Regions from separate parts of the Homo sapiens genome. Here region 2 is linked to region 1. The links are chromatin loops, found by intact Hi-C in ENCODE. Cell type or tissue: mammary epithelial cell. All regions are shown on one strand. Each heading gives the region's core, and the rest is flanking DNA. Links, peaks and the distances in the headings are about the cores only.

What was found. A loop is a pair of places that touch in the nucleus more often than their neighbours do. Peaks named below come from ENCODE experiments on the same cell type or tissue, not always from the same donor. Only the 100,000 strongest peaks of a DNase experiment are listed, where the experiment ranks them.
Region 2: a loop joins it to region 1, with 5 times the contacts of the local background. A loop is called at or near these places in 6 of 110 quality-filtered maps.

The regions. Positions count from the first base shown.
Region 1 is chr2:199,983,122-199,988,512 of GRCh38, reverse strand. All of the region lies in intron 2 of LOC124906112 (a long non-coding RNA gene), which reads left to right. Among named protein-coding and RNA genes, the nearest start is that of MAIP1, 30 kb to the right of the region's middle. In mammary epithelial cell, for the core only: a CTCF peak has its summit at 2,707 (motif pointing left); a DNase peak (open chromatin) is centred at 2,672.
Region 2 is chr2:200,318,037-200,323,427 of GRCh38, reverse strand. The region is part of intron 1 of SPATS2L (spermatogenesis associated serine rich 2 like); the gene reads right to left. Among named protein-coding and RNA genes, the nearest start is that of SPATS2L, 14 kb to the right of the region's middle. RefSeq lists a silencer at 1,268-1,562. In mammary epithelial cell, for the core only: no CTCF peak of the experiment used is centred there; a DNase peak (open chromatin) is centred at 2,867; H3K27ac peaks cover 2,252 bases.

The DNA of each region.
Region 1 (5,391 bases), core at 285-5,284:
TCAGCCTAGAAGGATCTTGGAGTGGAAAAATGATTACAATACAGAGCCCTCCCAAGGAAAACAGGAAACACACTGCACTGGGGAAATAGCACAAAACCTTTCTCAGACAATCTTACATGCAAGTGGAAACTTGAAAGGAGACACAGAGCCACACACTCTCACACAAACACTCGGTAACCACGTAACAGCTGTCTGATGCAGAGCAGGGTTTGTGAATATGTCTGAAATTATCAGCGGCAACAGCTGAAGAAGACAGATGCTGCGAAGGCTTCTTCTCTGTTAAGAGAGACTTTTAGAGAAGATCTGGGAGACCACGGACCTCATGATTTCAACAGCAGGGGGAAAGTGTTTTGAAGCCGTAAGCCACAGCTTGAACGTAAGAATCCTTTAAAAAAGTTACGTTTAATGACAAAGAAATCAGCACAAATTTTCAGTGGTGAAACTGTCCTGCAAACCTGTGAGGTTAAACTGCAAAAGAAAACATTAATGGATGAAGCAGCCTATCCAAATAATTTAAACACCCTTCCGGAAAGCATTTGACACCATTTTTCATAAAAAATCTAATCTGCAAAAATATATTCTGGCATTTACAAGGCAAGCTATTTTAACCACAATGAGAAAAAGAATCCCCCAAACCAATTTTGAGATAGGCTATCGTATTACAGTCAATACTGTGGCCTGGCAGGAAGAACACTGAAGCTCATTTGAAATACTGTGTGCAGCTCTGATAAGGACATAAATATGGAGAAGGTGGAGCAGAGAGCAACCAAGTGATAAAGAGACTCAAAGGAGACATACTTTACATTAGCACATATCTTGCAAAATCAGCAACTGCACCGCACTTGGTCAGCAAAGAAGGGGATTTATGAGAGAATTTCATTGAGATGTTAAGAAAAAATCTGAAGGGATTACAAATGATAAAGCAACAGGGCTGCTTGACTTTGAATGTAAAATCAGGGTCTGCAAATTCAGGTGAATTGAAAAAAGGTTTTTAATGTTTTTTGTTTGTTTGTTGAGGAAGAGCTTGGAGTTGTTGACATGGGGAAAGGAGCCTTGAGCAGTGCTGAATGGGAAAGAGGGACAGCAGAATAATTGTCAGAACTGTGGAAAGGTTAAAGGAAGAAGAAAATAAATGTTATAGCATCTTTGACATGGCAGCATAGAATCGTCCCACCTTAGACTGGAGAAACAGATGCTTTCCTTCACAGATCCGCCTCTGAGTTTTATAGAGAGAGATGTTGCTCTTCTTGGGTCCACCTCATACTGGTTTTGCGTAATTCTGATCTATGATGCAGAAAGTAACTTGTTTCATTGTGATGGAAAATCTAGATCCCATAGATCAACTTCTTAATGCTCTTTCTGGCTTTTCTCTTCCATTATTTCAAGTCCAAGCCACCATTCAAGGTTCAGTTCAGATTCCATCTCCTCTGTGACATCTTTGCCGATCTCCCCGGTGGAAGTGAACTCTTCCAGCATGTACACCTTTCATATTCATTTGGCACTTTTTAACTGCCAGGGCGGGGCCCCCACCTAGATTATAAGAAATTTAAGGGCAGGGACAATATCTTATTTGTTTGTATGTTTTCCCTTCATACTTCTCACGCACTTTTTGGTAAGGGGCTCAAAAATGAGTTAGGGCTTGGTTAGTAAAGGACATAGAAGCATCTTATTACTTATTAATAAGCATGCTTATTACTTATTAGCTCATGACACCTTATTATCCTAGGTCTTGGTTTTCAAAGACAGCCAGGCAGTGAGGATCGGTGTGATAATAATAGTGGCTACCATTTATTGTGCACCTACTGTGTACCTAGCATCAGTTATATCGAGAGAGAGAGAAAAAAAACAAGAATTGCAGGGAAAACATGCCCTTTTGAGTGGTGAAAAGAAGCAAGAATAGAGAGCTGAGATCCAATCTAAGATGTGAAAATGGAAGAAATCAGTTTTCTTAGAAAAGAGAAAAATATTTTAAAGTGCTAAAGTATAGTTACATTTATTTTAAATTATTTCATTATGTTTGTATTATGTGATCATACTCTACCATATATATGTGTGTGTATATATATATGTATGTGTGTGTATATATGTGTGTGTGTATATATACATATATATCCATGTAAATGTATTTGTTAAAGTTCTAGAGGGACAGACACCTGCTGATAGCTGTGGTTTCCTCTAGGGAGTGGAGTAACTAAGTGACAGATACTCAAAGGAGACATAACTTACATGATCACGTTCAGTCTGCAGCGAGAAAAGGGGGTGATATCATTGAGGACTTTCTGTTGGCCTCTATTTATGTATTATTTTTATAACTGCATATTCATGTGTATACCAGTAAGAAGAAATACAGCACTTCGATTATTTTATCAGTGAGAATTAGAATTCAATATAAAGAATTTTTAGCTAGAGATTAAAGAATTGACAAGGCAAAAAAGGGGCCACTGAAATGTAGCAGAAATAATAACTGCAGAAAGTAGTCACCACTTCAGGCTGGGGAACAAAGGGAGAAGGTTGGGCTTGTTAGGATCTCAGAGGACAGATTCTGATCTTTGAAAAGCGGGTGTCCGCAGAGGCTGGGAAAACTGCACACTGGAATCAACTGCCTTTGCTGGGGTGAAGGGCTATGGCTGGGAAACCCTAACAGGAACAGGAAGCAACTGGTTCTTTCTCTTCCTTCCACCATGCTGTCTCCCCTTGGCGCCCTCTAATGGAGACAAATGGCTGAGCTTCCTTCTAAGTCCCACGGGCATGTGTGTGGCTTATTGATGAACCTCCCAATTAAGCTGTGCTGCAAACTCTACCGATCTAGGTGGATGACATTAACAAGTTAGCTCTATCATAGTCATAGGAGTCAGAAGTAGCCCTAAAGAAGTTAGAAATGAACCTGGCGCTTATGTATATAACTAGGTACGTTGGTTTGGTATAGAATACACACAAGACCCCAATTTTTTTTTATTCTATTTGTGGCCCTCTCCACTAATTAACTGGACAATTCTATAGAAACCACATAATGTCTTTCAAAATAACCATAGTAAGAATTAATTCCAGTATAGCACTTAACGATGTGACAGACACTAAGTGTTTTATGTATGTTAACTAATTTAATCCTTGTGACAACTCTACAAGGAGCAGGACTGTTAAGTAACTCATCCAAGGTCACTAATAGTAAGGGGCAGTCCAGGAAGTGGGCCCGACCATCTGATATAGAGATTATCTCTTTATTATCAAGCTTTGCTGCCTCTCACTTACATTGGGCTTATCATATGCCAGGTATGGCTCTACTCCCTTAAAATATAGAACAATCCTCTAAGGTAGGAACCATCATCCCCATTTTACAGATGAGGAAAACAAAGCCTGAAGGGCTATGAAACCCTCTGGCCTCCATTTCTCTGGCTGTTAAGTAAGGAGGCTGGACCAGCAGAAGTAAAAAGCTGGTTCTGTAAGACACTAGGAAAGAGCCCAAGTGTCCTGGCTCAAACACAACTAGAAAGAAAGACTCCCTTTATGTCTTTATAGACCCCCTGACCTCAGAGGATTGATGATAAAACAGTCTTGTATATGAGTACTAAAATTGCCAACTCAACAGAGGTTTTTATTCCCCGCTGTCTATTCTCCTGCCAGGAATTAGATGGGAAATAAAAAAAAGGGAATTAACAGCTTTAAAAAAAATCATTTAGGAAAATCTGTTTCTTGCTGTTGGCAAGTAGCTCTCTGGTCATAGCCGCATCTGAGTATATTCAGACTCCCTTAACATTAAACGGGAGTGTGGGGGTGAGGGATAACACACCCTTTTTATTGCTTTGCTTTTTCCCATTTTTATTTTCTGCTTGACTTTAATAGTTTCAGTCTAACACCAGCCTTTGAAATGGGTTAGTATTGTCACAGTGGAAAGGCCCAGAGCCCAGGGAAGCTGAAGACCTTGCCTGAGGACACCCACCTGGTGAGAACTGAGCTGGGATTTGAACTTGTGATTTTTACCTAAAGTGACAGTATCAGGACTGCCAAGACAAAAATTGATCTTGTGTTAGAAATTCTGTTTTTTAAATAAAAACTTTCCTATCACTGTGTAAGCTTATAACTCTTGACAAGCCAAGGATAGGGACATTGTTAAACTGCCAGCCCCTCAGCCAAGTGAGCTGACATCATTGCATCCCTGACAGACTCATGATAGCAAGTCACAGGCCATCCACGCACCATGCTGATGCCATTTGAGGTCCATAAGTGTTTAACATCCCCAGGACCTACACACCACGTGAGGGAACGGGCATGTGGAATATGGCAGTACCTGCAAGAGCCACAGGAATGGAGTGATTTTATAAGGATGGACACCTGTTTTCTTCGAAATGTTCCTATGCAGCGGGGGAAGAAAGTCCTCCTGGGCAAAAGCAAGTCCTCTCTGTTCTCCACCAACAAATAACTTTACCACACTTTTATAATGCCATTTTGGGCTTATAAAAATGTTCCTAATATAATCTGCTGGGAAATTGATGGCTTATGGCAATGACAAGAAGCCTGCCTCAGAGAATGATCTTAATTCATCATTTTGAACATCTGTAGAACCCCCTAAATTAGCCTGGAGAGGAATGAAAGTGAAGGGAGGAGAGCAAACCTTCCCAGGGAATGGGACTGGTATGATGCAGATTCCTGCTAATTTTCTCTAAGAGTTGTTAAGCAGAAACAGCAGAGAGAGCTGCTCCTATTTCAACCCTTCCCTTCTTCAGATATGCCAGAAGGTCTTAGGGAATTCTACACTCCTCTACAACACAGCTACCAACGGTATTATTCAATACCTCCTCAAATTTGAATATGAATTACTTTAATCAACAAAGTCAACAGTTAATTGAATCCAGCACTGTTGAAGGGAGATTGGAAGGAGATGGGGTTACTTAGATCAGGGTTACAATCCCACAGCCCTCACTGGATATGCAAATCTTTGCAGGTATTACACATTTTGTCTGGGTTTCTTCATTGAACAAACAGGGGTAATAATGCCCATCTTATTGGCTGATGAAACTATTAGCCATGATGCTTGGCAGTGCAATTTACAACATCTGGATAAAATTTTAGTGTATTCAGAATTATGTTGACTGACTAAATTTTAGTGCATCTAGGAGGCATGGCTATTGGTTTCCTATGGATGTCTTAACAAAGTACCACAAACGTAAAACAATAAAAGTTCTAAAGCAACAGGAACTTTTTCTCTCATAGTTCTGGAGGCCGGAAGTCTGAAATCAAAGTATCAGCACGGCCATGTTCCCCCTAAAGGATCTAAGGAAGAATCCTTCTTTGTCTGTTACAAGGAGGCTCCAGGCACTCCTTGGCTTATGGGTGCTTAACGCCAATCTCTGCCTCTGTCTTCACATGGTCTTCTCTCTGTGTCTCTGTGCTCTA
Region 2 (5,391 bases), core at 293-5,292, 330 kb before region 1:
GAATATTTAAAATATTCTCATTAAATATTTTAAATGGTATAATGGCTCAAGCCATTATTAATCACCTAGAAACAAATCATAAGCAAACTTTTGGGTGAACCAATGGTTTGCTCAATACATCTGACCCTCCAAATGATCTCTGACTATATAGTAGTCATTATCTCCATTTGAGAGCTGAGGACTCTCAGGGATAGGAAAGCTGTTTGCCCAGGGGTAGACAGCTACCACACAATGGAGCCATGCTGTAAATCCAACCTGCAGATCCCATAGCTAATTCTCTGTTCACAGTTCTAACTATTCACTAGTTGCATAGTAAGTTCAAATTTAACTTGCTAGTACCAACATGCCAAGTTGGTGGTCATGTTCTGTCGAGATTTGAAGCCTTTTTGGCCTTGGGTCCATAAGTGATACTGTTTCTCCCTTGCAAAAACTAAAATGACTGGAGGGAAACCAGAATAATCCTAAGACAAAAATGAGCAAGCTCAAAGGCTATAAAAATTCGAGATCTCAAAAACCAAAGATAGCTTTCTTGACTAGACAACAGTTGGTTATAAACTCTGCAACAAAGTACCTCTCAGATATGAAATATTACTCCTAGAGTTGGGTTTTTTCCCCCATTTTTACTAAGAATTGAAACCCACAAAATGACAAATCAGGATTACCCTATCAAAAGACAACTTCAATTGCTCCTTTGTTCTAAGAAACTGTGTGTTAGGTACTGACTGGCAATACCTGTACCTTGATCTTCACATTAATTATGCATTTTTCCTACAAAATTGGCTGCCACAGTACACACTGTAAGTCAGATTTGAGAGCTGCCAAGAGAAATGTTCCGAATGGCTGACTTTTTAAAGACAACTTGTCAGTTCACCAAATAATTCTTTGAGGGCTTATCCTAGTATACTTTGTCTCTCGTATACCTATACTTATACCTATAGCAATTATTACAGCTCTTTCCTGATGTATCAGCTTACAGCAAAGGCTAAAGAGGTATTTTTTTACATTCAACCCCTGATATACAAGTAATGAAACATACAATTCCTTTGACAGCATCAATTTACTTTGGCTGTTGTTATTGCTTAATTCCTAAACTGACTTATGTGAAATACCCTGATTCCTGGGGAGATAAGTGATTCTGGCTTAGTCCGTACAACTAAAACAAAGAAGAGTTTCATATTATCAACTCAATGAATATTTTCTTCCTTGAGGTTTCCTTTCATCAAATAATCATATCAATGCTTCATTTCCTTTAGTTAACACCTTATTTTAATGAGGCTTGATTCCAAAACATATAAGAATACACACACGCAAGAGGTACTATATTGAGTAAGTCAAGCATTCCAGCCAAGTATCCTATCTTTCATGTGGCACCAAGTGACATTTTGTAGAAGGCACAATGCTAACTATTCATTCTGCAAGCCTCAAAAAGATAGGCATGAACTACATGCCAGAATGGAAAAAGCATAAGCTTTGAAATCTGACGCTGGCTTCAAACACCATCTCTACCACCACTATCTCTCTGTGACCTTGAGCGAATGACTTATCTCCCCTCAGAGCTCTGTCATCTGAAAAATGGGCGTAACAGACTTACCTCAAAGGGGATGTGAAAGTTAAAGAGAATTTTATTGTAAAGAACATAGCATATAACCTGGAACATTAATAGACACTAAAGAACTGTAAGTTTTTTTCTGCCTCTCCATAAAATGCGATTAGTAATTCACTTTGAATTTGTTGTCTATTCACAAAACATAATGTAAACGATATCAGCTGTGGTGTTCTTTGTGATCACAATAAATTAAAAATTGTTTATCCATAGAATAACATTAAAGCACATTCATATACTGAAATTTATGCAGTCATTCTAAATATTTTTCAAATAATATTTTATGACAAGGAAATTTTTACCCTATAATTTAAGTGAAGAAAGCAGAAAAGAAAACCTGCATAATAAAAATAGTTCACATTTGCTGAGCATATGCTATGGTCCAAGAACCATGCTATGTACTTTATCTGCATTATCTTATTAATTTTTACAATAAACTTACTAGGTATATAGTATTATTATCCTCATTTTATAGAAGTAGAAATTAAGGTTTAGAGAGTTTAAGGAATTCATAGTCACTACGTAAGTTGTATAGCCAGAGCTGAAATCTCCAAGTGCCTGATTCCAAAGCTCTTTACCGACTATGTCATGCTGATTCTTCTGTACAAACGTCCTGGGTCCACCAAGAGCTAGTTTAAAACACACAAATATACACATGCACACACACTCACAACCTCACACAAATGCACATCTGAAAGGGAAACACCAAATGCTAACAGTGACAATCTCTGAGAGGTGGAATTTGAGCTGACTTTTAATTTTTTATCCATTTCAGTAGCTTCCAAATTCAAAGAGTATGTATTATTTTTAACATCAGATTTTTTTTCAAAAAAGAAAATGCATGAAAGTACTCTGAAAAATATAGACACAAATACTAGTATTTTTATGAAGCACTCATTTATTCCTTGATATATTATAGATTTGTGTTTCTTAAGAATACTATTCTTTTAAATTATTTTTTCTATCTAGTCCAAGGCAGAGAACATGTTTTTAAAAAAACTATTTTGTACATGAGTACAATAAAATATAGCACAGAAAGCACCATATGTGTTACTTGACAGCTATTTGACATTAATATGAGAGTCAAATAATTTGTGTGGGAAGAAAAATAAACCTCTTTTCAAATAATACAGAATTTTCAGCTTAGTGAAAACACATCCATTAGTGACACAATGCCATCAGAGCTCTCTCTGTCATGGTCACGTTACTGATACTGTCATGGAGCCATCTACACAGGCTGGCACACTGTTAGGACATGCCTCAGCCTGACGACTCTGTCCCAGGAGATGAGAATATCATGATGTGCTGGAGTGACACCTATGGAGTAATTTCCTGTCACCCCACCAATTCTCTTTAAGAGTAATGATTCTGTAAAGAGAATAGAATGATGTATTACATAGCAATTCCTTTGAACCAAACAAGTTCATGAGTTGAAATGATAGGTGAAGTTTGATTTTATTTTACAAAATTATTTTCTCTTAGATACATTAAAAATAAGGTGACTTAGATATGCTTTTTCAAGAAATTTTTCAGAAGAAAAATTAATGCAATCTAAAAATTACTCTCATGAATCTTATTCTTTATCATAGAGTTCTACTGTGTGGCAATAAGTAGACCAATAATGATCTCATTACTAAAGCATTTGACTAAGTCTTTCCCTGACTCTATGCTCTTGGATAACAAAGTAAACAAGTGAAAGACTGTCAAGCTAGTTTAAAAAAAAAATTCACATACTGATGTTAATAATTCTCTTGCAGAATGTCACAGGGCCCTATCTTTGGCCTGTCTTGGTCAACATTTTATCAACGACAAAGTAACATTTCCAAGTGTGCAATTGATAAATAAGTAAGAGTCTAACATCATTAATATATCGAATTTAAAAATTTTAGAATTCAAAGCTGTCTTGATAAAGAGGAAAAATAATTTAACAAAAAGAGACAAAATGTAGAAGGATAAATGTATGTAAAGTCCTCTAAGTAGGCACACATGATTCACTGCTCAAGTAAAGAACAAAGGAGACCTGGCTTTGTAGCAGTTGTTAGGAAAAAAGGCTTGGAAGTTTTCTTTAGCTTCGTATGTGAACAAACAATGTGCTGTTCCTGATTTACATGTGAGGCCCACACAATATTTGACTAGATTAATAAAAGAGTGCCCTGATCAAGGGAGTGAATAGCAGCCTGGTGTTTTCTACTGTTCAGAATACTCAGTCAGGAGTAGGCTGTTGCATTCAAGATGCTTTTTTTTTTTTTTTTTTTTTTTTGAGGTGGGGTCTCGCTCTGTCACCTAGGCTGGAGTGCAGTGGCGCAATCTTGGCTCACTGCAACCTCCACCTTTGGGGTTCAAGCAATTTTCCTGCCTCAGCCTCCTGAGTAGCTGGGATTACAGGCATACGCCACCATGCTCAGCTAATTTTTGTATTTTTAGTAGATACGGGGTTTTGCCATGTTGGCCAGGCTGGTCTCAAACTCCTGACCTCAAGTGATACGCCCACCTCGGCCTTCAAAATGCTGGGATTACAGGCGTGAGCCATAACATCCGGCCAGATGCACTATTTTTAAGATGGCATTGATAGAGTAGTGGGTGCCTAGAGGAATGTTAACAGGATGAGAACTATCAGTTAAGAGAACTAGCACTGCATAACCCTGAAAGGAGAAGACTTCGAGGAGGAGATACAATAGCTATGGTCAAATATTTGAAGAGCGACCACACAGAAGGTGCATATTTATTCTGTGGCATTCAAAGGGCGGATGGAAGACCAACAGGGAAGCTGCAGGGAGGCAGGTTTCAGTGCACCACTGGGGAAGAGGTTTTACAAATATCTGTGTCCACCTGTGCTTGATGGAGTATTGGTCCAATCACAAATAACATGAAGTCCAAATCGAAATGGGCTTAGGGTCCGGAGCACTGCAGACTACTGTCATTAGCATTATTTGGCTTCATAAAATGTTGACCAAACTCCTCGTTCCTGGCTGGTTCAAATGGCAACTGGGATAATGTGGAAAGAATTCCTGCATTTGGTGAGATGTTAGACCACAGTATCCATTTTCCGTTTCCATTGTCTGCTTTCTACACGTGTAATTTCTTATCACTGAGTTTCATGAAGATACTCCTAGTACACACATGTAAGTAATATCTAAATATGCCTCACCTTAATAAATGAGGGGAAAATGTAAATTTAAATGCAATCGAGAAGAGTCCAGAAGGTGAAATTCCACAAAAGTTTTCATATTATAAATTAGTGCTGCCATGGAAACCTTAGTTGATATCATCCACTGCAACCGAAACAGTTCTTGTTCAGGGAGTACCAGAACAATGAATGAGTTCATATATTCAGTGCTACAAACCAGCACTAAATAACATTTTTAATGCCATTATTTCTAATTTTTGAGGACGTAGATTTACATGGTCTCCTTGAGTGTTCATGATTTTGATATGGCACTAAAATTGAGGGTATGGAATTACAGTGGTGTGATCAATTGCATCAAGAGCTGACCAAGTCACTGGAAGCTCAGTACATGTACTGAATCCACCATTCAGATTCCACAGGAGAAATAAACGAGAAAGGAAAAAGACCTGCCAGATCAGGGCATTTGCAATCACAGTGACTGGCATAACATCTTCCCCTTTTCCCTTAAAAAATTACAGGACTGACCACATTCCTACAATAAACACTTGTCGATCAGGGCAGTATGTGAGATCAGACTCTCTGCTGTTTACAGCACTTCAACAAATGGGTTTTCTCAGTTATGTACTGGTAATCACTACAATACGTGAAAGTCAGCCCACAC